Linked DNA regions of Mus musculus: all the other regions are linked to region 1. The links are chromatin loops, found by intact Hi-C in ENCODE. Cell type or tissue: heart. All regions are shown on one strand. Each heading gives the region's core, and the rest is flanking DNA. Links, peaks and the distances in the headings are about the cores only. Region 1 overlaps Eef1g (eukaryotic translation elongation factor 1 gamma). Region 2 overlaps Gm41805 (a long non-coding RNA gene). Region 3 holds the start of Scgb1a1 (secretoglobin, family 1A, member 1 (uteroglobin)).

The links. A loop is a pair of places that touch in the nucleus more often than their neighbours do. Peaks named below come from ENCODE experiments on the same cell type or tissue, not always from the same donor. Only the 100,000 strongest peaks of a DNase experiment are listed, where the experiment ranks them.
Region 2: a loop joins it to region 1, with 5 times the contacts of the local background. A loop is called at or near these places in 12 of 42 quality-filtered maps.
Region 3: a loop joins it to region 1, with 4 times the contacts of the local background. A loop is called at or near these places in 19 of 42 quality-filtered maps.

Annotation. Positions count from the first base shown.
Region 1 is chr19:8,972,142-8,982,496 of GRCm38, forward strand. Eef1g (eukaryotic translation elongation factor 1 gamma) reads left to right here. Exons shown (of 10, transcript NM_026007.4): 6 at 366-495; 7 at 763-967; 8 at 5,177-5,349; 9 at 5,444-5,568; 10 at 5,803-6,039. The coding sequence ends at 5,961. Among named protein-coding and RNA genes, the nearest start is that of Eef1g, 10 kb to the left of the region's middle. In heart, for the core only: CTCF peaks have their summits at 2,655 (motif pointing right) and 4,639 (motif pointing right); a DNase peak (open chromatin) is centred at 4,500.
Region 2 is chr19:9,100,203-9,110,557 of GRCm38, forward strand. Gm41805 (a long non-coding RNA gene) reads left to right here. Exons shown (of 3, transcript XR_877715.2): 2 at 1,665-1,739; 3 at 2,346-2,509. Among named protein-coding and RNA genes, the nearest start is that of Gm41805, 5.6 kb to the left of the region's middle. In heart, for the core only: a CTCF peak has its summit at 8,525 (motif pointing left); DNase peaks (open chromatin) are centred at 5,089, 6,039, 6,819, 7,129 and 1 weaker place; H3K4me3 peaks cover 621 bases; H3K27ac peaks cover 2,705 bases.
Region 3 is chr19:9,077,773-9,088,127 of GRCm38, forward strand. It overlaps Scgb1a1 (secretoglobin, family 1A, member 1 (uteroglobin)), which reads right to left and starts at 10,184. Exons shown (of 3, transcript NM_011681.2): 1 at 10,075-10,184; 2 at 7,416-7,603; 3 at 5,870-6,039. The coding sequence starts at 10,129. The coding sequence ends at 5,992. In heart, for the core only: a CTCF peak has its summit at 4,871 (motif pointing left); DNase peaks (open chromatin) are centred at 2,349, 4,879, 5,375, 6,309 and 1 weaker place; H3K4me3 peaks cover 765 bases; H3K27ac peaks cover 1,684 bases.

The sequences.
Region 1 (10,355 bases), core at 703-8,702:
AACAGTTATGTGGTTAAGGGCAATGGCCACCCTTCCGCCAGGGTTTAATTACCAGCACCCATATAATGCCTCAGTCATCTACAGCTCCATTTCCAAGGGATCCTGGCACTGTCTTACGGCCTCAGGGAACACTGCATGTATGTCGTATATGTGTATATGTAGGTAAAACACTCAATACACATAAAAGGAGTCTTCTTTGAAAACTTTTCTTTGAAAAGGAGTCTTCCTGGAGGTGTAGTCATTTAAGGTTCTGATGTGGCATGGAGAGGACAGTGGACCTGGAGGTAAGGGGCTTTTGCTGTGGTTTGAAATCTGTTCATGGCCTTTCCATTATTGATCTTGTTTCTGCCATTCCCTCTTGGCAGGTCTTAGAGCCTTCTTTTCGCCAGGCCTTCCCCAATACCAACCGGTGGTTCCTTACCTGCATTAACCAGCCCCAGTTCAGGGCTATCTTGGGGGAGGTGAAGCTGTGTGAGAAGATGGCTCAGTTTGATGGTAAGTCTGAAGAGACTGGGCATGTGATAGGGTCAGGGTCCAGTTGGCGCCTGTCAACCCTTTGACTTGCATAGCCTTGTTCACCCAGAGAACGTGGGTGTCACCCAGTAACTGACGTTTACATCAAACTGCAGTGCTGTGTGACGATGTGTGTTTTGCTTCTTGAGGCTTCTTAGGCTGTCCGAGCCATCACTTTCCCTGCCTGCTGCCGGGTTTGGGAGAAAAAAGAAAGAGGCTGTATGTTTACTTTCTTCCATCCTTTGCTAGCTAAGAAGTTTGCAGAGAGCCAGCCTAAAAAAGATACCCCAAGGAAAGAAAAGGGTTCACGAGAGGAGAAACAGAAACCCCAGGCTGAGCGGAAGGAGGAAAAAAAGGCAGCTGCCCCAGCTCCTGAGGAAGAGATGGATGAGTGTGAGCAGGCATTGGCTGCTGAGCCCAAGGCCAAGGACCCTTTCGCTCACCTGCCCAAGAGGTAAGCTGGTGCTCTTCTCACATCTAGGGCTACGATGTTAGGTTGTTACAATACTGATGGGTGTAAGTATAGTCCAGGTCTCATGTGTCCAGGTTGTGCTGAGGGTCTGAACTCAGTTCCTCATGCTTGCATAGCAAGCACTTTACCCACTGAGCCATGTCCTCAGCCTCTTGGAATTTTTCTAACAGAAGGACAAAAGCCTGTTTAAAGTGGAGTGTAGTGGGGGTTGTTTTTGTTTTTTTCAGATAGGGTCTTCCTGTGGCTCAAAGGCAGTCTATAGACCTGCCTGTGCCTCCCAAGCATGATGCATGCCACCATGCCTTCCTTTGTTATTGTGCAGACCAGGCTGCCTTGAACCTGGACCTTGTGCCCTTGCACCTCAAGTACTAGCATTACAGGTGTGTCCCCAAAGTCTAGCATCTCTGCCCTTCCTAAAGCCACCTTCCTGTGCACAATAATGGTCTATTTCATAATACTTTTTCATTGCTGGGACAACTGAGGAAAAACAAAGGGAAAACGAGACAAAATATCCGTCCCTTTAGTTGTTTTGGGAAGGGCAGAGAGACATGAAAGCTGGGGTCCACTCACTCATTTAGCCTGGTCAAGTTGACTACAGAGCAGCCATGCAGGCTCAGTTTTGACCCACCTACATTTTGTGATGTTTTAAGTGATTGCCTTGTAAACCAGCATGTAGAAATACTCTTGACTGTAGAGTTGGAAATTGCAGCAAGGATTATACCAAAGGACAGGGACTTCTGTCTGAGAGTCCTAATTTCTAGTTTTTGTTTGCTTTTTTGGTATGAGACCAAGAAGACTTCAGATGTAGCATTCCTGCTTTTTCTTTTTTTTTTTGAGGGGTGGCGGGTGGGCTTGAGACTGTTTTCTGTGTATAACTCTGGCTGTCCTGAAACTCATTCTGAAGACCAAGTGGTCTGGAACTTAGAGAGCCTCCTGCCTCTGACCCCCGGGTGCTGGAACTCAAGGTATGCACTACCACTGCCCAGCTGTAGTTGCTATTTAAGTTGTGTGTGTGCATGGAAGATTTGGAAGGTGCCGGGGATGGAACCCCAGCTCATTTAAGACAATTGCTCAGCCTCTCAGGACATCTGCAGCCCTGCTTTTTAAGAATACATTGAGTTTTGAACTCAAATTACTAACCTCCAGCCTTGCACCAGGATAGATTTAATGAGCAAAGTTTTGTTATGTAAAAAGTAAATCTACAGTGTATCTAACATATGTTGTTGTAATCTAGACACTTCTTACACATAGTAAGTTGATCCATATTATGGACAGGAAATAAACAAAGCGAAATAAAACAAAATCTTTGAACAGCTTTGCTCCTTCTGCCTTTTCTCCTTAAAAATAATTTTTTTACAATTTATGTGTGAGTGTGTGCCTGCTCTTGCCAGCCGTAGACAAACTGTAGAGGCGCAGCGTTGATGTGTATGAAGTCAGGACAATTGGAATGAGTCTGTGAGTCTTGGGGATCAAAGTCGGGTCACTAGGCAAGCACCTTTAACCACTGAGCCGTCTTGCTGGCATACCTTTGAGGATGTTTATTTAAATGTCTGTTTTTTAATGTTACATGATGGGACGCTGAAAGTGTTTTTTCCCTTAGGATTTTTGTTTGCTGTTGGTTTGTGGAAGGTTTTTTTTCTTTCCCCCTTTTATGTATGTGAATACACTGTCACTGTTTTCAGATACACCAGAAGAGGGCATGAGTTCCCATTAGAGATGGTTGTGAGCCATCATGTGGGTTGCTGGCAATTGAACTCAGGAACTTTGGAAGAGCAGTCAGTGCTCTTAACCAGAGCTCTCTCTCCAGTTGTTTTGTTTTGTGGACAGATTCTAATATATCAAAGGCTGGTCTCAACTGTGTAGCAAAGAAGTGGCCTTAATTCCTGAGCCTCCTTGGCTCAGTCCCAAGCTACTACAATGCCTTTCCTTAGGACAGCTCTGACTGTCCTGGAACTCGCTCTGTAGACCAGGCTGGCCTCACACTCAGAAATCCGCCTGCCTCTGCCTCCCAAGTGCTGGGATTAAAGGCGTGCGCCACCACAGCCTGACTTTAGTATTTTTAATGTCATACATTTGTTCAAGGTTTCATTCTGGTCATGTTTATTGTTTTGTGGTTGTAGAGTGTTGGAGGTTCACACATGCTTATAAAGTGGCAGCCCTAGCTTTTTGAGACAGCATCTTGTCCCTGCGGAGATAACAGATGCAGAGACCATACCTGATCTGCACTATTTGGGAGCAAGGGGGAACATGGAGTCTGAAGAAATTTCTAGTCATACATTTTTGCTGGAAGGAGGAGAGTTTGTGAGGCCTTTAGGCCTCTCAGATGAGTTGTCTCCTGGACATTTGCAGACCAATCTGGGACCTGTGGTTAAAGAGCAGACTTCTGTCTTTGCTAGTAATCTTGGAAAAGTTTTACCATTTAACCTCAGCTATGAAATGAGAGAAAGGTAACAATATAACTCAAGAGTTAAAGGATTGAGTATAACAAGAGAGCCTTAAACTGTAGCTTTGGAGTCAGGGTCTTGTGTAGCTCTGGCTGGCCTTGGAGCTTGGCATGTATCTGAGGGCGATGACCTTGGGCTCCTGATCCTTCTGTTGCTATCTCCCAAGCACTGAGTATGGCACAACCATCATCCCCAACTTGCAGGAGCATTTATGCTAGTAATTTAAACCGCTCTGCTAATTCATTTTATTTAACAGGTTGTGGTAGGTTGTATGTAGTACAAGATTTAGCTGCTAAAAATTCTTTTCACATAGGATTCCAGGCAGTTTTTGAACCCATGATTTTTTTTTTAAAGATTTATTTTATGTGAGTACACTGTCAGACACACCAGAAGGTGGATCAGAGTCCATTACAGATGGTTGTGAGCCACCATGTGGTTGCTGGGATTTGAACTCAGGACCTCTGGAAGAGCAGACAATGCTCTTAACCACTGAGCCATCTCTCCAGCCCCCTGAACCCATGATTTTTTGTTACTCGGTTTCTCAAATGCTAGGATTATGGTGTGCTCTACCATACCTGGTAAGAATTAGCCCTAGCATGTCACAGGATTAAATTGTTGCACACAAAACTTGGTAACTCATGGCTGCATCTTTGGAAACAAAGGCCAAAGGAAAGGACATGAAGTATTAGTTGTCCCACTTAGTGAGATTACAGATTTTCTTCAGTCCATGTTCAGTTTTTAACAGTTTCTATAGATTTATTTCTATTTTATATGTACCATGTGCATGTCTAGTGCCTGAGGAGGTCAGAAGAGGGTAGAGGGGGCACAGCCCCTGGAACTGGACTTAAAGATGGTTGCGGACCAATTTATAATTGAAGGAAAGAAAAAAATAGGACCCGAGCCATGGGAAAGTAATACCTCCTGTGCCCATGCTGGCTAGCTTTCTTGGCAGCTGACCTGGAGTGTCAGGTTACTTTGAAGATAACCTGGACCTAAGAGCTTTTCAGTATGTAAACTTGTTAGTGGACAAAGAAGAACTAGAGGACCTGGGTGTAAATAAAGATTTGAGGTGGCTGTTCTCCGAATTCTGGTTCCAGCCTGTAACCTGAGAAGGCCTGTATGGCGGGGAGGGAGGCTCAGACTTGAGCATTGTCCAGGAGAGGCTAGAGAGAGAAAAACAGACTACCTTGCTCTTAGCCACCACCTGGGGGCAGCAGCCACCTGTGTCCTCCTTGCTGGACTCACTGGATGCTTTGAGTCTTGTCTTTCACAGGGACTATTAACAAGATCCTGCCTCAAAAAGCTAGGACTGGTGGTGTAACTAGAATGTATAGCACTTTGTCTAAGTGTGTGTGAACCTCCGCCTCCAAGTTTAATACCCAACACTCTAAAAAAATATGTATGTAAAACCACAAAACAATGAACATGACCAGAATGAAACCTTGAACAAATGATAGTTAAATTGCTTGTTTTAACTTTATGACATTAAAAGGTTTTGGCTCACTGGATGCTCTGAGTCTTGTCTGTGCATGTCAAGACAGGTGGACAGAGAAATGTCTTAGCTCTTCATGTCATGCTTCTTGTTCTCTTTACTCATGCTATTAGTGTCTGCCATTGCATTACATTACAGGGACCACTTCCGTCATACTTGTAAGTACTAACTGAAAAGGCCACTGGCCTAGAGATGCTCTGCAGTCTCGGTAGGGCTTGCTCCTTATGGAGCTCCTATGTTTTCTTCTCTCTTTAGTACCTTTGTGTTGGATGAGTTTAAGCGTAAGTACTCCAATGAGGACACCCTCTCTGTGGCACTGCCATATTTTTGGGAGCACTTTGATAAAGATGGCTGGTCCCTGTGGTATGCCGAGTACCGCTTCCCTGAAGAGCTGACCCAGACCTTCATGAGTTGCAACCTCATCACTGGTGAGAAGAGGAGTGGGTCTGGGAGGAAGAGGAGCCAAGGTAGTGGGTGACATGATTCCAGAGACTAGATAAGTCTCCCTTTCCCCCCCTCCAGGGATGTTTCAGCGATTGGACAAACTGAGGAAGAATGCCTTTGCTAGTGTTATCCTCTTTGGAACCAACAACAGCAGCTCCATTTCTGGTGTTTGGGTCTTCCGAGGCCAAGAGCTTGCCTTTCCGGTAAGGAAGATGTTGGGGGGAGGGAGGTAATAATATGGGAAACTAGGAGTCTTGAGCCATGGCCAGTGGGTATGAAGGAAGAATTCTGGACTAAATATAGGAAGTATGCTCAAATCAGTGGGAATCCTGGCATCTGCTGTCATGTCTGAGCTAGAATTTGGACAGAAATGGTGCCTCGATGTCCAGTGTCTAACCACATGCCTTTGTACTGTTTTGTTTTTTAAAAATCCTCAGCTGAGTCCAGATTGGCAGGTGGACTATGAGTCGTATACATGGCGGAAACTGGATCCTGGGAGCGAGGAAACCCAGACCCTGGTTCGAGAGTACTTTTCCTGGGAGGGGACCTTCCAGCATGTGGGCAAAGCCGTCAATCAAGGCAAGATCTTCAAGTGAACAAGTCTTGCCAGTCGCCTAGCTGCCTGCACCTACCCTTCAAGGGAGATGGGGGTCATTAAAGAAAACTGAACATTGAACTTTTTCCTGTCCTGCCTCCTTTGTGATTGGTGGCTTCTTCAAAGTTTTTGCCGATGCCTGAGACATCCTTGTGGCAGGGCAGAAGTTTTCAGAAGAGCAGAAGTAGAGGCCTGGCCTCAGTTTTGTCTTTATTGCCCTGCTTCCTACAATGATGCTGTTCTAGCTGGGGAAGATGAGAAACAGACTGGGTGGTGACATAGGGCTTAATTATTACCAAATTCTTAGAAGCTGTGTCTCCCAGACTGTAACCATTGAAGAAAGTGTCTGCTGAGCTAAGGGGTAGCTCACAGTGTGCAGAGGTGTTTTCTGTCATAGCTGCTGTTCTCTGTCTGTCTGGGTTGGGTTCTGGAGTAACCTCGTATGCAGTCCTCATGCTCAGGAGTCTTCATAGGGCCTGCATCTCTCCAGTACAGTTAAGTGCTCTACAGAAGATGGTGGGATAGGGAGGGCTCATTTCCTCCTAGATGCCTTGCGGCATAGGTAGGTGAGTGGCTGGATGGCACTGTCCAGCTTAAATGCTTCATACTCTAGAAGACTAGCCACTTGGGGTATGTACTGGCCTGTTAGACCCACTGGCTGGGGATCAGCTCTGGTCATATCCATTGTTTTAAAGGTGTGTGTGTACATAATGCATGATTGTTCCGGAACCCTGGAGGCCAGAAGAGGGCATTGGAGCCCCTGGAGCTGGAGTTACAGGCAGTTGTGAGCTGCTCTGTGTAGGTTCTGGGAACTAAACTCAGGTCATCTGGAAGAGCAAGTGCTCTTAGCTGCTAAGCCATCTTTTAGCCTCTAGTTAGTTTCTGAAATAATTCTTATTGTATAGTTCAGGCTGGCTACAGACTTAAGACCCTGCTTCAGCCTCCCAAATGTTATCATTATAGGTTTGGGTGCTTGGTATCCATGCTTTCTAACAAGGAAGTTTGGGGACAGTTCACAGTAACTCTAGATAAATACATCTGAGCTGGAGACTGGCTGCTGAGTCCAGTAGGTATCACCCTGACATCTACAATACCAAGTTGTTGTGATTATTTTCCAATATTTTGAGAGCAATGGCTAATAGTAACTCCTACGTGCTACACTCCAATTCTGAACTTTGAACTTGTTTTATAACCTTTTCAGAATTTTGTTTTTTTTTCTGCCCCAGACTGGCTCTCATTGTAGTCTAGGCTAGACTAGGCTAGTGTGATCATTCCTACCTCAGCTTTCCAAATGCTGGAGTTATAGGAATGTGCCACCCACCATATCTAGGTGTTTCACCTAAGTTAACAGCTCACGTTAGAAACCAGATACTAGGCTGGGTCTATACTGTAGTTAGTAGAGTCTTGCCTAGTATTCATTATGCCCTGTTGTCATTTGTCTGTATTACATAAATCAGTTGTGGTAGCACATGGCTGTAATCTTGGCAACCAGAAGGCAGAGGCTAGATTGCTACAAGTTTAAAGCCATCTTGAGTATTACCAGAACTGTTGGTGCTACATAGTAAAACTCTTGTCTCTAAAGACAAAGATGTCTAGGTGGCACTCACCCTTCAAGAAGTAGAGGCCAGCTTGGGCTACTTGAGAACTATGTCAATAAGCAAATGAATTAGAAACTAGTATTTTTACAAAGTGGTTTTTTTTGTTTTTGTTTTTTTTTTTTTTTTTTTTTTTGTTGGAGACAGGGTTTCTCTGTAAAGCCCTGGCTGTCAAGGAGCTCACTCTGCAGACCGGGCTGGCCTTGAACTCAGAAATCTGCTTTCCTCTGCCTCCCAAGTGCTAGGATTAAAGGCATGTGCCACCACTGCCTGGCAAAGACATCTTTTTTTGTTTGTTTGTTTAAAGATGTATATGTAAGTACATTTTAGCTGTCTTCAGACACACCAGGAGAGGGCATCAGATCTCATTACAGATGGTTGTGAACCACCATGTGGTTGCTTGGAATTGAACTCAGGACCTCTGGAACAGCAGTCAGTGCTTTTAACCACTGAGCCACCTCTCCAGCCTTGTTGGTGTTTTCTTATCCCATCTCTTAGTCAAGGAATAGGAGAAGGGTCTTAGTGACTAGGAATAGGACTACTCTGCATATGGAACCTTGAACCTGCTGTTAGATTTTTTTTTGTAAAAGAGTTGTTGGTTAGTGGGAGCTGTAGTTTGGAGTCCAGGTAAGTCTAAGATGGGTTGGCTCTTGTTCCAGTGCTGTTCCCAGGCAGCTCATCTTGAGTTAGAGCCACACTTGTCTCCTGTGCAGTTTGACCTCATACTAGATGCTGGTGTGGGGTGTGTCGATATCTTTGCTGCTAGGACCTCACTGAACCTGTCAGACTCCTAAATTCTGTTTCCCATCCCACCCCCTTGGCTTGTGCAGTCTTCACTACTTTTTGGTGTCCTTTTCATTTTTCTAATAGCAGAAGGTTGAGGCAAAAAGGCCACCTCATGTGCTACTTAAGGGGTAGGACAGCCTAGGATAGAGGCCCATTAAAGGATAGAGTTCTTTGGGGGTGGGCCAGTGCTTGGGGCAGCAGTTGGTCAAACTTCTGGACTGGAGGTGGGCAGGGACCCTCACCTTCATCTCCTCTCAGCCTGCAGGAAGGGTGACTCCTCTGCACATCCTGCTTGATTCTAACCCTGCGGTTTGGTTTGGTGCAGGGTGAAAAGTGGCCAGGTTGTAGATGAAGGGCTAGTGCACACCGGTTAGAAATCTGAGAAGAGGCTTTTGGGATGGGTCCCTAAGAAAGAGTTAATGGGAGTTTCTAAAGGGCGAGGGAGGTTCAGGGGGGAGGCCTTGGCTTTGTGCAGAAAGGGGAAGCACATCTGGGGTTAGTTCGGTTCCGCCCTACCCTGGGGGTGCCTGAGTCACCACACTGCCAGCCTGGCCTTCCTCCATCTCAGCTTGGGCTGCAGGCATCTTGTTAGAGCTTAGTCCTCTCTCTACCATCAGCCACAAATACAAGAATGAGCCTCTGAATGTCTCTGGATGCCAGAGAGATTTCTCTGCCACCAGCCACTGTCTAGAGTTGGCAGCACTACCCACAACAAGCTGGCAAAATTAGGGGTCAAGGGCAGAAGGGGAGGGGGTGTTGGGAATGGTCAGGCTGAGGTCCTGGAAGGAAGGCCATTGTATCCACTTAACAGGCAGAAGCTCAGAGCTCAGATGGAGGCTGAAAAGAACAAGAGAATGGGTCAGGGCCTAGAGTTGGAGTTCCTCAGAAGCTTTACTGAGTCTGGAGTATGAGTGGGAATGCAGAGCCTTGGTTTAGTTTGTAGATAAGTCAGTAGATTCTGGTCATAAGCAGCTATTTATTTTAGCTTTGTTGGCAATTCTGCATAAATTACTAAAAAGTTAGGATTCTTTAAAGTTCATCCAAGATAGACCTAGATTGCTTTTTTTTTTATTCCTTCCATTTATGTCCCGCCTTGAGTTATATCTAGACAGCTGCTGTTCTCCCTGGGTTGGACTCAGCCCACCAGCTGCCCACATGCCCCAAATGTGCCACTTCCCCCTTTGAAAGGTGCAGGGGTGTGTGTGTGTAAGTGTCTTGGCCCCACCCTGAAATTAATAGTTTGTATGACAACCAGCACTCCTTAGAGTGTCCCTCTATATATCAGATGGCTTCTGTTAGGAAGTCATAGCTTGCCCAGGCTCTCACAGTGGGAGACCAAAGGTATAATATTCTAGTTTGTTCTGGTCCTTTGTGTGTGTGAATGTAGTTATGGGTACCCACCCTACTCCCTTCCTCTAATGCTGTGCCACTGAAATATTGATGCCCCTGAAAGACAAGCTACCACCTGCTCCTGTCTGTGTACTAAATCAGGCTGGCATGGATCCCAGAGTAGGCTGTCTCTTAACTCCAGTGGAGTTCTGGGATGTCCTGTGCTCAAGTGCCTAGGGCTTGGGGTAGAGATCCTTCTCCGGGGGACATCTGTAGAGTATCACTAGTCACTTTAATCATAAGAGGAAGAAAACCTTGTGTACATAGTATTGTTTTACTTTGGTATCTGACTTTGGAGTCTGTTGATAATAATTGTTTTTGTTTTGTTTGGTTTTTTAAGAGGGCTTTTCAATGCGTTATAGAGCAGAGAGTGATGACCAGAGAGTGATGACGTACTTCTATTCCCCACCTTAGTGTTAGGATTACAGGTGTGTGATCCTGAACCTGGCTTATATAATGGCTTCCCTCTGCTTAGCTGAACCCAGGGCTTTTTTATGCTAAGAAAGCAGTCTGCCAGCTGAACTACATCCCCATCCCTGATACTGCCCAGGCCAGGAGCTGGGGTGGCCAGGCTGTTGGGACTGTTTTCTAATAGGATCTTCTATGGAATGTGCCTCTATTTCCA
Region 2 (10,355 bases), core at 1,383-9,382, 130 kb after region 1:
TCGATGGTCAGACCAAGAGCAGGCTTGAGCCTCGGAAAAGTCTCTTGGTTCCCCAAGCTCAGGGATACAGAGTTTTTAATGGCAAAACCCATAAAGATACATCAAAGTGAGAAGAGGGTCAGAGTAACCTTGAAACGTTCATCCCTGGCAGAGCATAGTAGTTATTTTAGACACAACCTGCCAATTATTTTGGTTAATACATCTGGACCACAGTCAAGGCCACAGAAATTGCGAATGTGTTGCCAAGGCAGATGCGACTGTTGGAGGGAGTCGGGTAGAGGCCTGAGAACTGTCTAAACAGACACAAAATGGGGCCAGAACAGAGTGGCACGACCTTAGTCATTCCGAAACCCCTCGGCTTCCTGCAACACTTAGGATTTGACTCAAAGCTCCACAGGACTGTGTGCCTTCCTGTGAGGAGCGCTTGTCCTTTCTCTTGCCTTCCCTCAGCACAGCATCCTCAGGATTATTTCTTCCTTTCTGGCCATCGAAGTCATCCATCCACCCTCCACCCCCACCGCCCATGTAGACATCTTCTCCTGGGCATCCCGAGTCACTCCCCCGGTTCCTAAGGATGCGGCTTCATCGCTGAGTGAAGTGGACTTCTTTGTATGTGTACCCAGGCCTGCGCTCTAGTTCCCCTTCTTGCTCTAAGGGCCCGGACACAGCAGATGCTTACTCAGCATTTATTGAATGACTGAATGAAGAGGCCTGGGAGGCTTTTCCCTCAGCCTCATTTCCAGGAGCCTGTGAGCATTAGTGGGGGCTGGGGGATGTGTCCAGCACTATGGGCAGCGTCTGGCATATGTGAAACCCTCAGTGTTTGCAGTCTGGTGATTGTTCCCAGTGCCACTCCCAAGGCCAGGAGTTTCTCCATCTCAGCTGGCTTGCTTCTACACCTCTGTGCACACCCATTTTCCATCTGTCACCACCTGCTGGAATCCTTTCTATCTTCAAGACTCAGCCAAAGGCAACTTCTACAGGGTTCCCTCCCTTTCTCTTAGGGTGTCATTAGTCACCATATCAATAGCAATAACTAACACCTACCTTCTGCCAGGCATTGAGCTAAATGGGCTAAATCCTAGTTAATCCTTACAACAGTGCTGTAAGAATTATTGAGGTCGTGTCTCAAAGATGAGAGATCAGCACACAGAAAGCCGCTCAAAGCCTTATACTCACCAAGTAGGGCAACTGGGATTTCAGTGCAGGAGGCTGGCCCCCAACCCATAGTCTGTGCCTCATTGTTGATTCTAGCTACTGGCAGTCTTGCTTCCTCCCCTTGCAGCACCAGGTCCCTGTTGTCTGCCTGGCCTGGGGTGAGTAGAGGTCCTGCCTGTCAATTGTCCTCATCCTGAGGCTTCCAGAGCTCCCCACAGTAGGTGCTCAGTAGCTGTTGCTGACTGGAATTGAGTTGAATGCTGGCCCTGTCCCTATCCCAAGTAATTGCCTTTGTGGTCCTCTTTCTGGATGTGGTAATGGAAGGAGCCAAACTCCTTCCATACAAACAAACATGTTTTGTTTTATGTTTTATTTAATTAATAAATTTGTTTTAAAATGGCACTTAAGTGCTGTGTGTGTGTGTTTGTGCATATCTGTGTGCCAGGGCACACAATGGAAATCAGAAGATAACTTGTGGGATTCTGTTTTCTCCCTCCATCAAATAGGTCCTGGAAGTAGAACTCAGATTGTTTGGCTTGATGGCAGGCGCCCTCAGACACTGAGCTACCGTCTTAATTCAGGTTACTATTGCTGTAATGAAACATCATGACCAAAGCAACTTGGGAGGAAAGGGTTTATTTGGCTCGTGCTTCCATATCACTGTTCATCACTGAAAGAAGTCAGGACAGGAACTCAAACAGGGCAGGAACCTGGAGGCAGGAGCTGACGCAGAGGCCATGAAGTAGTGCTACTTATTGGCTTGCTCCCCATGGCTTGCTCAGCCTGCTTTCTTATAGAACCCAGGACCATCAGCCCAGGGATGGCACCATCCACAATGGCTGGGCCCTCCCACATCAATCACTAATTAAGAAAATGCCCTACAGGCTTGTTTGTAGTCTGGTCTCATGGAGGCATTTTCTTAAACTGAGGACCCTTCCTCTCTGATGAAGCTAGCTTGTCTCAAGTTGACATAAAACCAGCCAGCATAGCCATCTCTGTTGTCCTCCCGTCTTTGAGGCAGTGTCTCACTCTATAGCTCAGGCTGGCTGGAATTCACTATGTAGCCCATGCTAGCCTTAAGGTGGAACTCGTCCTGCCCCAATACTCTGATCTTTAGATTACAGGTGCAAGCCACCACATGCAGCTGAGAAGTCATACTTTATTTCTTTGTCTTTCTTTGCCAGCAGAGCTTGGTTTCACAGAATTTTGAAGGAGAAGAATTTGTTCTGGAAGGGAGTGCTAGAACTTTGGGAAACAGAAAGCAGTTACTGCAAAATGTCACCTTAACCTCTTGTGTGATCACCTCTTCTATAGTCCAAGCTGCTGAAGAAGGCCTTTTACAGTTCACTCCTGGCAGAGGTAATTAAACCCTCTTTTTCTTCTTTTCCTTCAAAGGTCTGGCTTTGTGTGAAAAGTTCTGTAGTCTTGAGTAGGGTAACTCTGAGGCTCTTCCCCTCACTGTCTGCCCAGTGCCAGTTCGATTCTCCTCCAGTTCTCAGAGGAGAAAGCCGTTCAAAAGGAGAATCTGTGTCTGTACTGAACAGGTAGACATCTTAAAATTAAATTAGTATTATTATTTACTCTGGATGTGCCATGATGTGGAGTTCAGAGGACAACTGAGTCAGTTTTCTCCTTCTACTATGGATTCTCAGTGTCAGGGTCCTTATTTTAGAGGACTGTCAGACTCCATTAAGGAACAGGGAGTCCAAAGCTTTCTGTGATGGGGACTGTTGGGCCCAGCAGCGTGGTGCTACCTCAAGGATCTCATGGTAGTGTGGGAGATAGATGGATCATGAGTACTTTCTTTAAAATTGCTCAGCGTGTGCTGGGCCGGATGGCACAAGCTTTTAATCCAAGTACTCTGAAGGCAGAGGTAGGACGACCTCTGTGAGTTCAAGGCGAGCTGGTCTGTGTAGTGAATTCCAGGACAACCAGGGCTGTGTAGAGAGACCCTGTCTCAAAATAAATAGGTAAGTAAATAAATAGAATAAAAAAAAAGAAAGAAAAGAATTTCTCAGAGGATGAAATTGTGACTTCCGAGTTGATGTGAAAGTCTTCGCGTGCCTTTGAGCTGGGTCTCGTGGGGCTAGGACAGACTTTGCCAAGAAGGAAGAAATGGCTGAGCTGGAAGAGGTCTCTGCTGCTCTTCCTTCCTTCTTTCCTCCCTCCCTGCCTGCCTCCCTCTCTTCTCTTCCCCCACCCCCTGCATGTGAAAGTTGGAGGACAATTTTGTGGAGTCTATTCTCTCCTTCCACATTATTTAGGGGTTCCAGAGATCTATCCCAGCTTACCATGCTGGCACAGAAAGCACCATCCTTGTCTTCAGCCATCTTGCAGGGCATACCCTTCCCACCTCCACATAGCCTCAGGTATCCCAAGCCTTGAACTTGAGGATGACGTTGAATGCTGACTTTTCTGTCCCCACCTCTCAAATTGCTGGTATTATAGATGTGCATTACTAGCTCTGGGTTATTTGGTGATAGAGATTGTACCCAGGGCCTCATCCACCCACGCTAAGCCAGCACTCTACTAACAGAGCTGCATCTCCATCTCTCTACTGTTCCTTTATTCACTGTATGATTGTTAAGATGGAGACAAGTATCAAGTTTGGTATTGCTGCTGGGGTCAGATGCTAATGATAATGGAGTGATTTCCAGGAAGGAGACTCAAGTTGTTAGACAAAGTCTGTTGGGTCAACGTGTACTGTTGGGTAGAGAGCAGCATCATGGGTAAAAGGATGAGGGTTTACAGTTCGGTGGGCAGGACACACAAGAGAAACCACAGTGGCTCCTGGGGACATTAGGGTGGTTCTGGGTGTGAAGGCAAAGCCAGGCACTTGTGCTGCTCAGCTCCCCGAGTCTTTTAGAAACTTGTGCTGTGCTCTGGGCACCAGATGGAGGGAGGGTTGGCTTGGGTGGAGTTCGATTGCACTGTTCCTGCTTGGTGGCTGTGGCTGTGGTTTGTTAAATGAGAGCAGTGCCTCTCCTGGAGTTTAGGAACTTAGATCCTACACACCACCAGGAGACATAGGCTTGGGTTCAGCCTCTGCCTCCCTTGCTTGGGTTGCTCTGAACTAAAAACCCCAGGCCTTCCCTGTCATGGAGGTGGTCATGTCAGTTACAGAAACAGCCCTCCAGAGGGGTCTTGCTTACCTGGGGCCCTGAAACAGGGCCCTCAGTCATGTCTTGTGCCTGCTCCCTATTTTGCCTTTACCTTCTTGCTACCCAACTACCATCCTAATGAGCCTTGCTTGCTCTGTCTTCCTCCCCAAGGCCCTGGCCTTTCTGGTAATTCTATCTTAGAGCCTTTATAGTGGTTGGGTCCCTAAAGACCCGGATGAGTAAGGGAATCCTGCCCCTGTGAGTTGGACACTCAGCTACAGCAAGGAATGTGTAGCTTCTGCTCTGAAAACAGCTTCATTCTGGTTTGACCAGAGTACCAGAGGTAAAAGTCACAAAGTGGAGATCACATTTGTAGGTTGGCCCGACTGTGGAGTCCGACAGGCCATGTTCATATTCTTGTATTCCTGATTGTTAGTTTGGAAAGCCACATAGCTGGGTGTGGTGGTGTGTACCTGTAATCCTAGCCCTTGGGAGGTAGCAGCCGAGGCAGGGGCAGGGACGGGGCAGAGAGACCATTGTGAATTGGAGGCCACCCTGGTCTACATAATAGTGAGTTCCATGTAAGCCAGGGCTACCCAGTGAGGCCCTACCTCAGAAAAGAACCAAAGAAAGACTTCTCATGTGAAAAACAGGCATAGCATCTGCCTTCCAGGGTAGTTAAGGATAGAGTTAGTGAAAATATGGCTGGCCGGCCTTGGACACTCCTTATTCTGACCCCCAGAGTGAGCAGCCTTGTGGTCTGGCCCCAGCTCTTCGTGTGTCTGTCTCTTCTGGGCCCAGGAGGCCCACTTCTTCATGAAGAAGAACTACGTGCCAGGAGCTGAGCTCATGGGTGGGGTGGCTGCAGGGGCCACCCATCAGCCAGTTTTCCTCCCTTTCCTGGGAGCTGCTCCAGGGACAAGGGGCAGGACATCTGCTTTTCATTGTGTGACTGTCTCTAATTCTTCTGACATCTGAACTTCTTTTTTGAAGGAGGATACACTTAAGTGATTGTGACCAAGCTTGTTGCTGAGGGGAAAAAATTTAAACAAATGGGGATTAGAATCAGGCAGAGCTGGGGTGCAAGTCTCCACTGTGCAGTTATCCTGTGTGTTAGATGCTAGGTCTCTATCCCTGACTTCAACTGTGCTCTGCCTGGTAGGGCTCATTTAGAACTAAAGAGTGATGGTTAATGCCCTGTCTACTCCATATTGTAGAACCAGAAGTGAAAATGTTCCCTAAACCATAGAATATGAATCCGATATTCTCCTTTGTGTGGACACCCATGCAGGGAACAGCAGAGTCCCTGCCAGCTTAAGGGAAGGGTCAAAATAGTCCATGTTAACTTCTGAGGCCACAGAGCAGTGGCTTATTTAGTTATTTGTTTGTCTATATAGACGCGATTCTTACTCTGTACTTGAGGATGGCCTGAGCCTCCCTGCCTCAGCCTTCTGAGTTCTGGACCACACTACACAGCCAGCGGCCCATGGTAAAGATGCAGGCTGATAACCTTGAAGCATGGAAGGGGATTGGAAAACAAAGGGTGGTCTGGTTGGTGTGGTTTGGGATGATAATATATAATAATGACTAACACATGCTGCGTGGTATCTAGGGATTTCCCATGCAGTAAGTAATTGGCCATTACAGCACTGGAGAGGGTACTACCAGTCTTCGGTCTTTCAGAGTGAGGATCCTGGGAGGTCTAGTGACAGACCGGCTGAGAAGCACAGATTCCAAGAAAGAAGGTGGGGTTTCCTCATTCCTCAGGCTGCTTCTCTGAGGCTTGGACACAGCTGCCTCCCATGTGACTCCCAGGAAGCCTTGAAACAGAGGTGGACTCAGAAGCTGGCTTGTGTGTGGTGCAGCCTCAGAGCCCTAACAGCACTAAAGGGTCTGAAGGTCTGGTCCCGTGTGTGCCAGGCCTCTGAGCTAGGCAGCTCTCCTGAGGCTGACTGCACAGTGTTCTGAGAATTGCCCTGGTGAGGCGCAGGATGTCTGCTGAGTGTTAGAGCGGCTGGGTTGTTTTGCACTGGCCCCTTCCCTGGCATGGACGTCCCTGTGGAGGCTGGGGCTGGGGCTGGGGCTGGCCATGTGGGGAGGTGGTAGAGCAATAGCCATGGTGGTTATAGATAGGAACCAGGGCTGACATCACTTTTGTCAAACACAGTGAAGCCCTTGCCAGGGGTCCACTGAAAAGTTGGTCAGGACATGGGTCTATTCCTCTGCAAGTTTGAAAGCAGAGGAACTGCCCCCACAGGCCAAGCAGCCAGTTTCTGCAGCACATTTTCAAGTTCCAACTCTGTTGGGAACCTGGAGGCAGAGATGGGGGCAGGAAGAGGTGGCTTTACCCAAGTGACAGTGCCCCACCCAAGGTCCCGACCCTTTCTGGGTAGAACAACAAATATGTTGAGAGCAGACAGCAAATATGTTGGAATTTGTACTACCACAGGGACAGGGTGGGAAAGGGCTTGGGAAAGTAGCACACGTTTTAGTCATGAGGCATCTGTGGTGTGATATCTGCATGATCTATGTTAGAGATAAAGATGAAATGGCCAGGACTGGGGAGGCTCAGGACAGACAGGCTGGATCAGGATGAAGTCAGCCCAAAGGTATGTGGGGCCCACACCTCACTCAGTGGGTGCAGAGGAGGGGCCTGGACAAGCCCGGAGGAAGGAAAACTTGGCCCTCTTCTTTCTTGCTTTTAAGATTAAATACTTGGTTTCTGACTGGAAGGCCGGGGGTTCAGAAGTTCCAGTCCCTGGGGATCTGCATGGGGCAGGGAGTGCTAGGCTGTACTGGAAGGTCAGCAGAACCACAGATCCTTAGCCCAAGGTAAATACTCTTGGGTTTGCAGTGAGAGGTGTACAGCTGCACTGGTTTGTAAACACTTCTGAAAATGCCCTTTGACTTTGATACACTGGGGTGGCCTGGCTATTGTGTTGGGAAGAGGGGGGCCCTGGGAAAGGTTGGAGGTAAGAGGAGTTAGGAAGAACAACAAACAGACCCTTTGTAGGAGGGGAAGTGACCTGGGCAGGAAGGGGGTGGGCAAGCCCTTTCCTGTGAGCAGCACAGGGTGAACCTAGTCTCACCTGCTCTTCTCACCCTAGCCAAACTCTGGGTGGGGCCTGTGCTTTGGCACAGCCCATAGTTCCCTGTCCAGTCTTCTGCCTAGGGCCCATGTCATGGCCCAGTGTTGCTCAGGTTTAGGTCACGGTCCAGAAATGCTCAGGAGCTGGCATGTCTATTGGCAATAGTCTACTTGGCACACAGCCAGCAAGTATCCCTGGGCTGTGGTCTTCAGTCACGAATCTCTCCCAACCATCTGAGGAACCTGACCAGTGGAGAAAGTATCACACCACGGGCACAGGATTCTATACACGTCTGTCACCCTAGAAAAGAAAGGTGGTGAAAATAGATAGCCCCATTGTAAGGAAAGATGGGCATAGTTGAATGAGGACAGAATATTATATGACAGTTTACTGACATGGAAAGGTAGAGAATATTGACTAAGAGAGTTTCATGGGGCTGGAAAGATGGCTCAGTGGTTAAGAGCACAGGCTTCTCTTGCAGAAAATCTGGGTTCAGTTTCCAGGGCCCCTCCAAAATGGTGTAACTAAAATTCTTTTCTGACTCATGTGGGCAGCAGGCACATGTGATGTGAATACATACACACTTGCAAACCATTCAAACACATACAAGTTTTAAAAAGTTACACACACACACACACACACACACACACACACTTTAGCATGTCTGGTCTCATTTTGGGAGAACTGTAGGATAAGTGTGTAGGTCGATGCTGAGGACCCTTCCCTATTACTTTCCATCTTGATTTTTGAGGCAGGGTCTCTCATTGAACACAGAGATTGACATTTTGGCTAGACTGGTTGCCAGAGGCCCTTGGGACCTTTTTTGTTTCTGCTTCCCAGGTTTGGCATTACATGTCTGTAACACAACCCATGGATTTTTTTTACACAGGTGCCGGAGAGATAAGAACTCAGGACTTCTTGCTTGAACATCAAGCTTTTCCCCTCTGAGCCATTTTTCAAGCAGCTACTTTGTTGCAGGTCATTTTTCTCTTAAAAATACTTAATGAAAGACTGCTGACCTTTGAGAATCCAGGACCTGTCCCCTTCTGGCATGTAGGTATACATGCAGACAGAGCACTCCTTATATTAAAAGAAAAATAATTAAAAATCCTTCCAGAGGTCCTGAGTTCAATTCTCAGCAACCAGATAGTGGTGGCCTATGACCATCTATAAAGGGAGCCGATGCCCTCTTCTGGCATGTAGATATGCAGGCAGACAGATCACCCTGCATAAAAAAAAAGCATTGGGGACCTGCCCTAGGTACTAAGTGGTGACTATTGAGCCTTCTAGGATGAGAAGACTCAAACTATTGTTTTTATTTGACAGGGTCTCATATAGCCCAGGCTGGCCTCAAACTCCTTATATGGCTGAGGTCACCCCTGAAACTCCAGAGCCTCCTGCTTTACCAAGTGCTGGGAATATAGCTGTGTGTCATTGTACCTGCCTCCAACCTCTTTTCTTCTTGGCACCAAATTATAACCTCAGAACCCAAGTTCCTGAGTTCTGTATAGAATCTACAAAGTGCCGGTAAGAGCATAGTAGATGTTAAATCTGAGATGATGTTAAGTTCTCATCCACACTTGTTTTATTTATCAATCTAATCATGTTACTTTCTAGACTCTGTACAGAAGTCAGGAGCTTTGGTTCTGAAAACCCAATTTCATTTTAATATTGGGTTGATGAAAAGCAGAATTTGAAGGATAAAGTTATTAGGATATGTTGGTTTTCCCAACCTCTGACCCAGAATGCTTTTGGGCTGCCCCTAGATCTGGATGACATCTGGCTGGGGGCCACAGGACTTGTGAATGGGGAAGTTGACATAAACACATTTAACATGCCCCGAGGGACTCTCTTTAGCTCCACACTCCCACCCCTGCCAAAGGTCTGGATGCCTGAGTTTTCTTTTCACATTTCTGACTCCTTGGGACACAGAACTCACTATGGCTCAACTCTCCCTGGATGTCTGAATGTGGCATTTAAGCTGTGGAAGGAGTCACACAAATGACACCCATAAACCACACCCACCTGTCCCAGTCCTGTTGATGGCCCAAACATCCTCCCTGCTCCATTCCTGACCTGGGTTGCCTCTGATTTCTGCTGGCCCTCACTCCTCTCAGGGAGCAGGACACCTGTGGTTTGTGGGGGTAGCTCCCTGTTGCCCCAGAATAGCTACAGAATCTAAACACTGTGAGGATTTTGTGCAATGTTGACAGACGGGAGGTCTGGGAGGGGTAACCCCATCCAGCCTCCCTCACCCTCCATCTCTGATGACAGGGATGCATACCCCACTTTCCCCGCTGTGACAAGGAGCAAGTCAGAGAGTTTATTTATTTATTTATTTATTTATTTTTTGTTTTGTTTTGTTTTGTTTTTTGTTTTCCCGAGACAGGGTTTCTCTGTGCAGTCCTGGCTGTCCTGGAACTCACTCTGTAGACCAGGCTGGCCTTGAACCCAGAAATTCACCTGCCTCTGCCTCCCAAGTGCAGAGAGCTTATTTGAAAACACAAATTAAACCATTTTCTGAGCAGCAGCTACAAGGTAGAGGCCCTCTCTTACCTGGGAGAGGGCTGGCTTCCATGTCTCTTGTTGTACAGTTGCCTAGGTTCTCGTCTTTTGGTTCTAATTATCCTACCATTTTGGCTTGTAGTGACCAAATGGCAATTTACCTGTCTTTGTAGCTGAAAGATATGACTAAAGGCAGGGGCCAGGACAGTTTGACCCTTGAACCCTGATGACCAGTAGCAGGCCTGGGTATTGTACAGCTCTGCTTTAAAATAAATTGTAGTGTTGGGTGGAAAGGAGGGTTGTGATGAGGAACCCTGTCAGTTTCAGATGCTGTATAGGCCAGACTCCTCTTGGGTGCCTATAAGCTGCCTATATATTGTAGTTTGCTGCCCTCTTGTGGTGTAGAGGTGCTCATACAACTGGTGGTCATTTTTTCTTGGACAGTTATTTGCTAGTTAGTAACACATGAGATAATAACGAGAACTATTTGTGGTCTCAATGG
Region 3 (10,355 bases), core at 1,432-9,431, 110 kb after region 1:
TATTCTCTTTGGGGCTACTTGGTTATTGATGTGGTCTTGTCTAAAATCAGAGAGATGGAATAAAAAGAGTCTCAAGCCCTGTAATGGAATTGTTATCTTAATTTTCACATTGGTACAGCTTTAGTGGTAGTTCTCAACCTATGGGTTACAACCCCCTTGGAGGTCACATTAGATAGCCTGCATATCAGATATTTACATTATGATTCATAACAGTAGTAAATTATGGTTATGAAGTAGCAATGGAAACAGTTTTATGGCTGGGGGTGGGGCAGTCACCACAGCATAAGGGTCTGTATTAAGGACCACTGTATTAGGAAGGTGAAGAACCACCACCTTGGAGGCTCAGAGGTTTTGTGCTGTAGACTCGTATGTGGGCTGGGCTTTCCTTTTGTGTGCCTGCCTCTGTTTTTGTTGTTGTTTGTTTGTTTTAAATTTCAGGGTCTTCTATATCTCAGGCCGCCTGGTATTTACAATGTAAGAGAAGATGACCTTGGGCTTCCCCTCCTCCTGTCTCCACCTCCCAAGTGCTGGAATCACAAGGGTGCACAGGGGCTTTATGCAGGCTAGAAGAGTGCTTTACCATCAAGCGGCATCCAGGGCCCCTTAAGTGCCGATACTTGAAGGGATCTTAAGATGATCCAAGTTAGCAAATCAAAATTTAGGATGCCTCATTGAATGGGACCTGTAGGTGCGTTCACCATGAGGTGTTGGTGTGTCTTGAATACATTGAATGGGACCTGTAGGTGCGTTCACCATGAGGTGTTGGTGTGTCTTGAATACATTGAATGGGACCTGTAGGTGAGTTCACCATGAGGTGTTGGTGTGTCTTGAATACATTGAATGGGACCTGTAGGTGCGTTCACCATGAGGTGTTGGTGTGTCTTGAATACTTCGTGGGCAGGGAAAGATGGAAACGGGTTCACCTGGGAATTCTGGGAAGGGCAGTGGATCAGGAGCTGCTTATGCAAAGGGATGGAGGTGTGAATAGGATGAGTTTTGTTCTGGCTTCAGATATTAATATGTAAGTTTCATCGCAACTTACCTAGCTTAACTTGGGACAGTAAGGGGTGTCGGGACCCCAAGCCAAAGGCAGGTGGGGCAGCAGGATCTGAAGCAGAGCAGGAAACAGGGTTGTTCATGAGAGCCCCGCTCCTCTCACAGGAGACTGGGAGCAGGGAAGGACTCTAAGGATCCCCTTAATCCACCTCCCAGCACTGGGATCACAGGCCTGCTGCCACATCATTCATTCATTCATTCATTCATTCATTCATTCTTGTGTGAGTGCTGGGGCCCTGAACTTGGGTTCACATGCTGGTACAGCAAGCACTTTACCCACTGAGCCAGGCCATTCCTTTTTCTTTTTCTTTTTCTTTTTCTTTTCCTTTTTCTTTTTCTTTCCTTTCTGAGGCAGGCCTCAAAATCATAGAAACCTTTCTGCCTCAGTCTCTCAAGTGCTGGGCCACCAAGTCTAGCAGTTCACATCTTGATCTAAAGCCAGTAAGATCTCTGTGTGTGTGTGTAAAGCCATTAACTTTGTGGTAATAAGTTAGACAACTGTAGGAAACAAATTCACAGGTCACTTGCAATAATCCAGGCAACATGCTGAAGGCTTAGTGCAGGCAGTGGACTGAATTCAGGGTTAAACTGGACTCAGAGACTGAAATGGAAACCTAAGGTTAGAAGGCCAGGAGAATTCAGCACCCCACAGTTCTTTCTCCTCCCCTAAGACCTATCTACTCCTCACCCCTATTTCTTTCAGGGTGCCCCTGACCACATTTCTGTCCTACTGTTGACAGAGTATCTGCTTTCCTGATAGGACTCCTCTAGAAGGACTCCCCCACCCCGGGAAGTGCCGCAGTGCGATGATGCTTTGTAGTCTACAGGGTGCTTGCATGCTACCGGCACAGAGCTTCAGGTACTCCGTAAAAGTCTTAGCAAGGCTTGTGTGCTGGGCTGGGCACCTGTTTCCTGGCCAGGGAAATGAATCCAAAGTCTCTAGCTCCAGTTTATCGATTCTGAAGCTGGCTACTGTGCTTGCTTAGTTGAATCTAGCTACCGATGACTCTAGTCTCACATTCTCATAAGCCTGTTGATCTATTCAGTAAGCCCTTGGGAGGACCGTCCCCTAATTACAGGTTTCAGAGTACATTGTTTGCCTGGCCCTCTCATCATCAGTCAAGGCTTCTTTTTATCATCATCTGCTTGAAGCTCTTTGGAGCAACTGATCACGCAGAGGTGAATTACTACCCACAGCTGCCTTGGTATTCACACACAGCAGGCCTGGTGTCAGCTGCAAACGGGAGAGCATCTTATCCCCTTCATCTTGATAAGGCTGAGGAGGACTGGCTTTGGCTTTCCCCTTCCTGCCTTGTGAGTCACAGATTTTTCTGCCAGATTCGCCCTGTCTCACGTGACAAACAGCAGCTTTCCTGATAATCAATGGATCCAGGTTCTAACAGGCTAAGCTCCTGAGCCTGCAAATGGCAGGCAGTCCCTCTGTAGAGACGTTCCAGGCTAAAATTCCTGTGGTTGCAGACGATGCGGGTAGCATAGTTTTAATTTTTTCTTCCTCACCCAGATTCATAGTTTTCTTCACAAAGCCACCAAGAAATATGACCTTTCTCTTCCCCAGGTTCCTCAGAGTTATGAATGTTAAAATTAAGAGTGCTAAATTTCTTTTCTTTCCCTTCCTTGCCTTTTTTCTTTCTCCCTCTCCCTCTCTCCCTCTCTCCCTCTCTCCCTCTCCTTCTCTCCCTTTCCCTTTCCCCTTCCCCTTCCTTCCTTCCTTCCTTCCTTCCTTCCTTCCTTCCTTCCTTCCTTCCTTCCTTCCTCCCTCCCTCCCTCCCTCCCTCCCTTCCTTCCTTCCTTCCTTCCTTCCTTCCTCCATCTCTCCCTTCCTTCCTTTTTTGAGGCAGAAGCATAGTTCACTAAATAGTTCTGGGCTGGCCTGGAACTTGCTACATACCCAAGTTGGCCTCGAATTCACAGCCATCCGTCTGCCTTTGCCTCCCAGATGCCAGGGTTAGAGGTGTGTACCACTATGCTTGGCTATTGAATTTTTAGACAAAGCTGGTCTTGAGTTTGTAGTGATCCGTCTGCCTTTGCCTCTCAAGTGCTGGGATTACAGGTGTGTATCACTAGATGCTGCTTTTAATCTTTTTTATTTTTATTTTTTGACTCAGAAACATTTAAAATATCATCTTCATAGTTTGAGCTTAATACTTTTCAAATTCAGGAAGTGTGTATTTGCCTCCTATGTTTTAGTTTGGCATATTCATAGTGAGGATGGCTGATTATAGAAATAGAAGTATAGATTCTCTGTCTCTCTCTCTCCTGAGATGGTCTCATTCTGTAGTTTTAGCTGACCTAGAACTCAGACTGTCTGCCTTTGAGTGTTAAAGGCAGGCATCACTACACTCAGCCTTTCTTTATTTTTGAAATGTAAACACCACTTTTAGCAAGTGGTTCCTTAAAACAACATCATCAACAACATCCAACTATGCTGGCCTGGGCAGGACCTTGGCCTACTAGCAGGATCAAGATATTAACTTAGCAGGTCAGGGAAAAAAAACCAAAATCCCAATGGCCACTTCCTATTTTTCTCCAATTTCATTTACACTGCACAGATAATTCACCTTTTCTATGGTTGTAGTCAGTTCATTTTTGCATTTGGCCATGCACTCGCGCACGCGCATGCGTAGATTCACCTCGTGCCCAGCAGCTCTCATGGGTGCTCATGGGGCTTCATGTTTGCACAGCGAACAGTTTCCTGATAGCTACGTTTCCTAGTACTCTCTGCATTTGAAGAACCTAAGGTATGTACCTTTCTCTGGGCTAATACACATTCTTGCACATTGCCAAAGCAGATATCTCTAAGGCAGAGATTCACTGCAATATAATTGTATTTCCTTTTATTCCCAGTCATCGGCATTGTGTTTGTGCAAGGTAAATACTTTCTTAGCAGTGAATAAGTCGTTAAAATTCGCAACTTTTTATGACCTTGGACCTTGTCCATTTAAATAATGCTCACCTAGGTGGGTAGTTCGAGGGAGGCCACATATGCACCTTAGACAGAATGACCTGGATGCAGAAGAATCTAGGGCCTTGGGAGTGAAGGAGTGGGCCGCCACCAGGGCCCAGCCTGCCACAAATAGTCTCTTTTGGAATCACTGGTCCCCCTGACCTGCCCTGGAATTTTTACAATCCCAGCCCCTCCTCTGGCAGACAATGAAGGAGTGGGTGTGGTGGCTTTAGTGCTGTGTACACAAATGAGTGTTTATGGTGGACTTTTCTCATCATTATCCCTAGTTTACTGACCCTGAAGAGTCCTGTGTGGGAGGTTCTACCATCAGTAGGGCAGGAGCTGGGCCTCCGCTCTGGGTTGTGTGAGAAATAAAAGAGATATGCTAATGTCTGCCAAGCCAAAGCTTGTAAGGTTGCAGTTTCTGCTATGGGACTTTAAAACCAGGCAGGTGGACCAATTCTTGGTCCTCTCTGTCTTCAGGGCCATCTCAGAGTCTAGATATGTCAGGATGGCCTTTGAGGTCTTGTGGGAGTGGAATTACTCCTAATTCCAATAGGACTGGCCGGTCACTGGAAGGCTTCAGCCGTGCTACTTGTGTGCCGTGCTAGACTACTTGTGTGCCTTTCGGTGGGTTTTTCCTCAGAATTTTGACAAAAACAAACAAATAAACAAACAAACAAGCAAACAAACTCTGCCCAAATAAAGCTTTAGAGGCCAGATAAAACGATTTAAAATCGATGCTAGAGAATGACTCTCACCATCTGCCCCGCCCAAAAGTCAAAGGGTTGGTGCGGGGTCTAGTCCTCAAACTCGCAGGGGGCGGTAGCATGGACTACACTGCCCCCTGGTGGCCACGACGCAGGAGCAGGCGTGGCCCGTAACCGCCCATGTAGCTGCTTCTAGGCGCTGAACTGGCTGCCTGGCTGGCTGGCGTTCTCTTCCATAGCTTCCTTGTTCCGGTGCCCTCTGCCTCTTCCCTTTCTATTTCTACATACAGCTCTTCTGCACACGCCTCCAACTCTACTCTTTTTTCAACCTTTTGGGATGGTGTGGCCCGGCTCCAGTGGAGGCTCGCTGATGTTAGGACAAATTCTAAACCAATCAACATCTTTTTGGGCAGCGGATATTGTGTGTGGCCAGTACAAAAAGGTCCCAAGGTGGGGCTTGACTTTTAGGAACTAAAGGTCGAAGAGAGGGGATGTCTGGATTGAGAAGGGGGAGACAAGGGCTGTCATGGGTCTTGTGTTGAGCTTGAACATTTATGGTCCGTATGCTTTTAAGACTGGAGTGTGGGAACACTGCTAAGATTTTACATGGGATCAAACTCCCTGTGGTGGATGCATGGTCATTGAATTGCTTAGCAGTTAGTCAGCTGGCAGCCTGTAAAGGGGCCTCTGGGATTGCAGCAGCCAGGGATGATGGTGTGGCCAGGAGATATTGAAGGAGTGAATGACCCCAGAGGTCTCGGTTGATTGGACAAAGAAGGGCTAAGGGATGCCTATCAGGCTCCTGGCTGGAATAGTGTAGCCCAGAGGATGGAGTTAGAATCCAGTAACATTTAGGACCAGACATGGGGAGGGAGGGATGGTATTACAGGTCTTTTAGACAAGCTAGGCTAGGGCTGTTGAATAGATGGTGGGACTTAACATTCTATTACTAGGTAGGGCATTGCAGTCTACTGATGGCAAATAACTGAAGTGTAGAGGAAGGAGGACTTGTGGGATCTTGTGTGGCACCAGGGCAGGACTCAGCTGTCCTCCCTTACTTCTGGTTCCCTTCACTCACTCCAGCTCCAATGCTCTGGCTCCAGCAGGTACAGAAAAAGACCATTGCACACAGGCAGGTGAGATGCTCGCAGTTTATTGCAAAGAGGAAGGAGGGGTTGGTGTGGGGAAGCCGAGGAGCCGAGGAGACACAGGGCAGTGACAAGGCTTTAGCAGTAGAATATCTCTGAAATCCAGTGAGCTTCAGAATCTTAAATCTTGCTTACACAGAGGACTTGTTAGGATTTTCTCCTAGAATAAAGAAACACCCCACACCCCCAATAGTGAGTGAACCTCAGAAGTAGATGCAGTAGTGGTGCAGAGACTTATCAGACAAAAGCCACAGTAAATTCTGAGAGGAATTGAGGGTTAGAAGGCCTTGGATGGGGAACAAAATACTCATGGATGGAGTTACAAAGACAAAGTTAGGAGCAGAGCCTGAAGGAATGACCATCCAGAGACTGCCCCACTTGGGGATCCACCCCATAAACAACCGCCAAACCCAGACACTAGGCAGATATCAACAAGAGCCTGCTGACAGGAGCCTGATATAGCTGTCTCCTGCAAGGCTCTGCCAGTGCTCGGCAAATACAGAAGTGGATGCTCACAGTCATCCATTGGACAGAGCACAAGGTCCCCAGTGAAGGAGCCAAAGAAATACCCAGGGAGCTGAAGGGGACTGAAGACCCATAGAAGGAACATCAATATGAACAAACCAGTACCCTCAGAGCTCCTTGGAACTATACCACCAATCAAAGAAAACACATGGTGGAACTTGTGGCTCTAGCTATATTTGTAGCAGAGGATGGCCTAGTCCGTTGTCAATGGGAGGAGAGGCCATTGGTCCTGTGAAGGCTCTATGCCCTAGTATAGGGGAATGCCAGGACCAGGAATGGGAGTGGGTGGGTTGGGGAGCAGGGGGGAGTGGATAGGGGATTTTTGGAGGGGAAACTAGAAAAGAGGATAACATTTGAAATGTAAATAAAGAAAATATCTAATAAAAGAGAGAAAGAAAGAAAGAGAGGAAGAGAGAGAGAGAGAGAGAGAGAGAGAGAGAGAGAGAGAGAGAGAAAGAAAGAAAGAAAGAAAGAAAGAGAGAAAGAAAGAAAGAAAGAAAAGAAAAGAAAAGAAAAAGAAGGCCTTGGATGGTTTTCTCAAAGACTACCTAAATTTGATCCACAGGACCCACATGGTGGAAGGAAAGATCCAACTCCTTAAAGATTGTCCTCTGACCTCCACATGTGTCTCACACACACACACACACACACACACACACACACACACTCACACAAAGTAGATAAAATATCAAAATTATTATGGAAAAAAAAATCAGTGGAGTTGGGTGTGCACGGTTCAAGCTTGTAGTACCAGCCACTCAGGAGGCTGAGGTGGGGAGAACACTTGACCCCAGGAGTTTGGGGACAGTGAGACTAGCTCACAGAATCCCCATCTAACACTCATACATACCACCACCACCACCAAACAATAAAAACAAAAACCCAAAAGAAACAAATAAAAAGGCAGGGTACATGGCCAAGATATTCATTTGCCTTTGTAACCCCCAAAATGGTATGACACTGTGCTTGGGAAATCACTTAGAATCAATGTGAGTGACAGATGTTGCATACCGTGAGCTTCATGATGTTTATCCTGGTCTCTTGTGGGAGGGTATCCACCAGTCTCTTCAGCTGGGTGCCCGCATTTTGCAGGTCTGAGCCAGGGTTGAAAGGCTTCAGGGATGCCACATAACCAGACTCTGATTCCATGAGGAGGGCCTCAAGGACTTGAAGAAATCCTGGGCAGATGTCCGAAGAAGCTGGAGTGCAGGCAAGAAAAAGCAGAAGGATGCAGCTTCTTTTCTAAAAGCTGGTCAGCCAGCATCCTGCTGGACCAGCCAGTCTGGTCAGCAAGAGGAGCAGTCTTTGGGTGGTAGAGAAGAGTGTAAGCTCTGGGGGTTAAGGGGAGGCTCCAAGCAGCTGAAAATCTGGCACCCTGGGAGAACTTTCTTTCTTCTTTTTTTTTTTAAATTTATTTTAATTAGTTAATTAATTATTTTTATTAGATATTTTCTTTATTTGCATTTCAAATGCTATCCTGAAAGTTCCCTATACTCTCCGTCTGCTCTGTTCCCCTACCCACCCACTCCCGCTTCTTGGCCCTGGCATTCCCCTGTACTGGGGCATATAAAGTTTGCAATACCAAGGGGCCCTGGGAGGACTTTCTAGGTCACAGCTTTTGTGGCTTTCCTGAGCTGCCTTTGGATTCTTGGCTTGGGTTGGCCATTGTTTCTGCCATCATTCTAGCAGAGTGTGTAACTGAAGCTGTCAGTCTGGCTGCTTTATGCAGTATAGGGACAAGAAGGAGGCCTCTGGGAGTCTTGCTTTCTACCAGAATGTCCCTCACCCATGGCCAGTAGTGGTTTGTGCCACGTTACTAGGAACATGTGACACAGTCCTTACCCAAGCCCAGCATGATCCCCAAACCTGGCCTGGAAGATGAAGACACACAAGGGATCTAGTCTGATGGCACAGTCAGTTTGCAGGCAAGCCTCCCACCTCATCACCATGTTCCCTGCAACCACTGTGCTCTTTGGATTGTACTGTCTGCTTGGGAACATGATTTCCTACTGTTTGCCTCCACTTCTCACCTTGTCTCAAATGTTCTGCCTTGGAATTCTCTGCATTGTTTGCAATTTTGGATTCACTGCTCTGACTCTAGACCCTATTCCTACTCCAAATGGCCACTCCAGCTAATGGCCACTCTAGCTGGGTATGATAGCTCACACCTGTTATATACCTCACAGCACCGGGGAGGCTGAGGCAGGATAGTTATGAGTTCAGACCAGAATGAGACCCTGCCTCAAAGCCAAAAGTATGGTCACTCCAACTTGAACCCTTTCTATAATATCACCCGGCAGTTTCCTAAACTTCAAAATGGGAACAATATCACTACTTCGTTGGATTGTTTCGAAAATGAAAGGGATAGTATGTAAAATGGCTGAGGACAGTGACTACCACATTGTAAGTGGCATTAACGAGTTTTACTATCACAGTTTTTAAATCCAAGAGCACACCGATATGCAAATATCTTACCAGTCCACCACTTCACATGTTTTAGCTCTGTTTTGCTGAGCTCCTCTATGCACAGTATTGCTATCTAATTAATAAACATTTTAATTCAAAATGATATCTTTCCCCCTGAGAACAAATTAAAAAAAAATGCTTGATTAAACAGCTGCTTCCACTGCCTCTTGGTTGGGGGCTCAGTCTCCTTGGTTTATAAAACCTGTATTCACAGGTATTATGAACCTTTTCAAGTACATTATTTAGGGTTTGTTTTTAGAAAAATAATACAGCACTATCAGGAGGGAGTGGGAGAAGCTAATGAGAGAATTGTTTTCCCAACTCTGTTCTCAAAGCACAAGATGCCCGGACGGTGATAGATTGAGCCATCCTCCCTCTATGCCTCCTTCCCTCCCTCTCTCTGTCCATCCATCCTTCCCTCCCTCTCTCTGTCCATCCATCCTCCCCTTCCTTTCTCTGTCCATCTATCCTTCCCTCCCTCTCTCTGTCCATCCATCCTTCCCTCCCTCTCTCTGTCCATCTATCCTCCCCTCCCTCTCTCTGTCCATCCATCTTTCCTTCCCTCTCTCTGTCCATCCATCCTTCCCTCCCTCTCTCTGTCCATCCATCCTTCCCTCCCTCTCTCTGTCCACCCATCCTTCCCTCCCTCTCTCTCATTTCCCATTCCTTTCTGCACAGTGATAGCAACAACTATCCAGAGACCTTTAATTCTTTTTCCAGAGGACAGAATGTTTAGAAAACTACACCCAAAGTTGGCAGTTTTCCAAAGGGAAGATCTTTTTCTGGAATATTTCTCTCCTACCAAAACAAGAGACCCTGCCTTGGGTTTGAGGACATGAGTCTCTGTACTTCTTCTGCCAGACTAAATGTCAGAGTTGGGTGGGAATCCACCACCCCTCAACCTGGTGACTGTATCAAAATCTCTTAGCATCTTAATCCAGTCCTAGTCCAGGCTTCAAAGGGCTCCTTATTCCTAGTCCAGTTTTGGACAGATGTGCTGGTCTAGATGGGCTCTCTCCAGCGTCCCCACAAGGCTTCCCTAGTCTCTGGAGTGCAGAAGTTCAAGGCTTTCCACAAGATCACAAAATAACGTCGATTATCAGACGCAATGCTTCTGAGAGTCAGCATATTCAGGCCTTCCAGGCAGCCACAGAGGGACTGGCCACTTCCTCCTGACCTTGGGAAAGAGACCCTGGGCACTCACCTGAGCTGCAGCAGATGGACAGCATGACCACAGTGATTGTGATGGCGATCTTCATGGTAGAGGTTGGAGGCTTTGGTGTCTGTAGATGTGGGGTGATGTTGTAATGTGTGGGTATGTGTGGGTGTGTGGCTTTTTATATGTTCCTTGCAGCCCACAAGAGGTAGAGGGCAGTGATTGCGCTCCACTTAGGAGATTGCATTATTTACTTGGTCATCTTCTCCGTGGAATAAGCAAATAATCTCTTTTCATAAACCCAGTTTCTGTTCCCATTGAAACTGAGC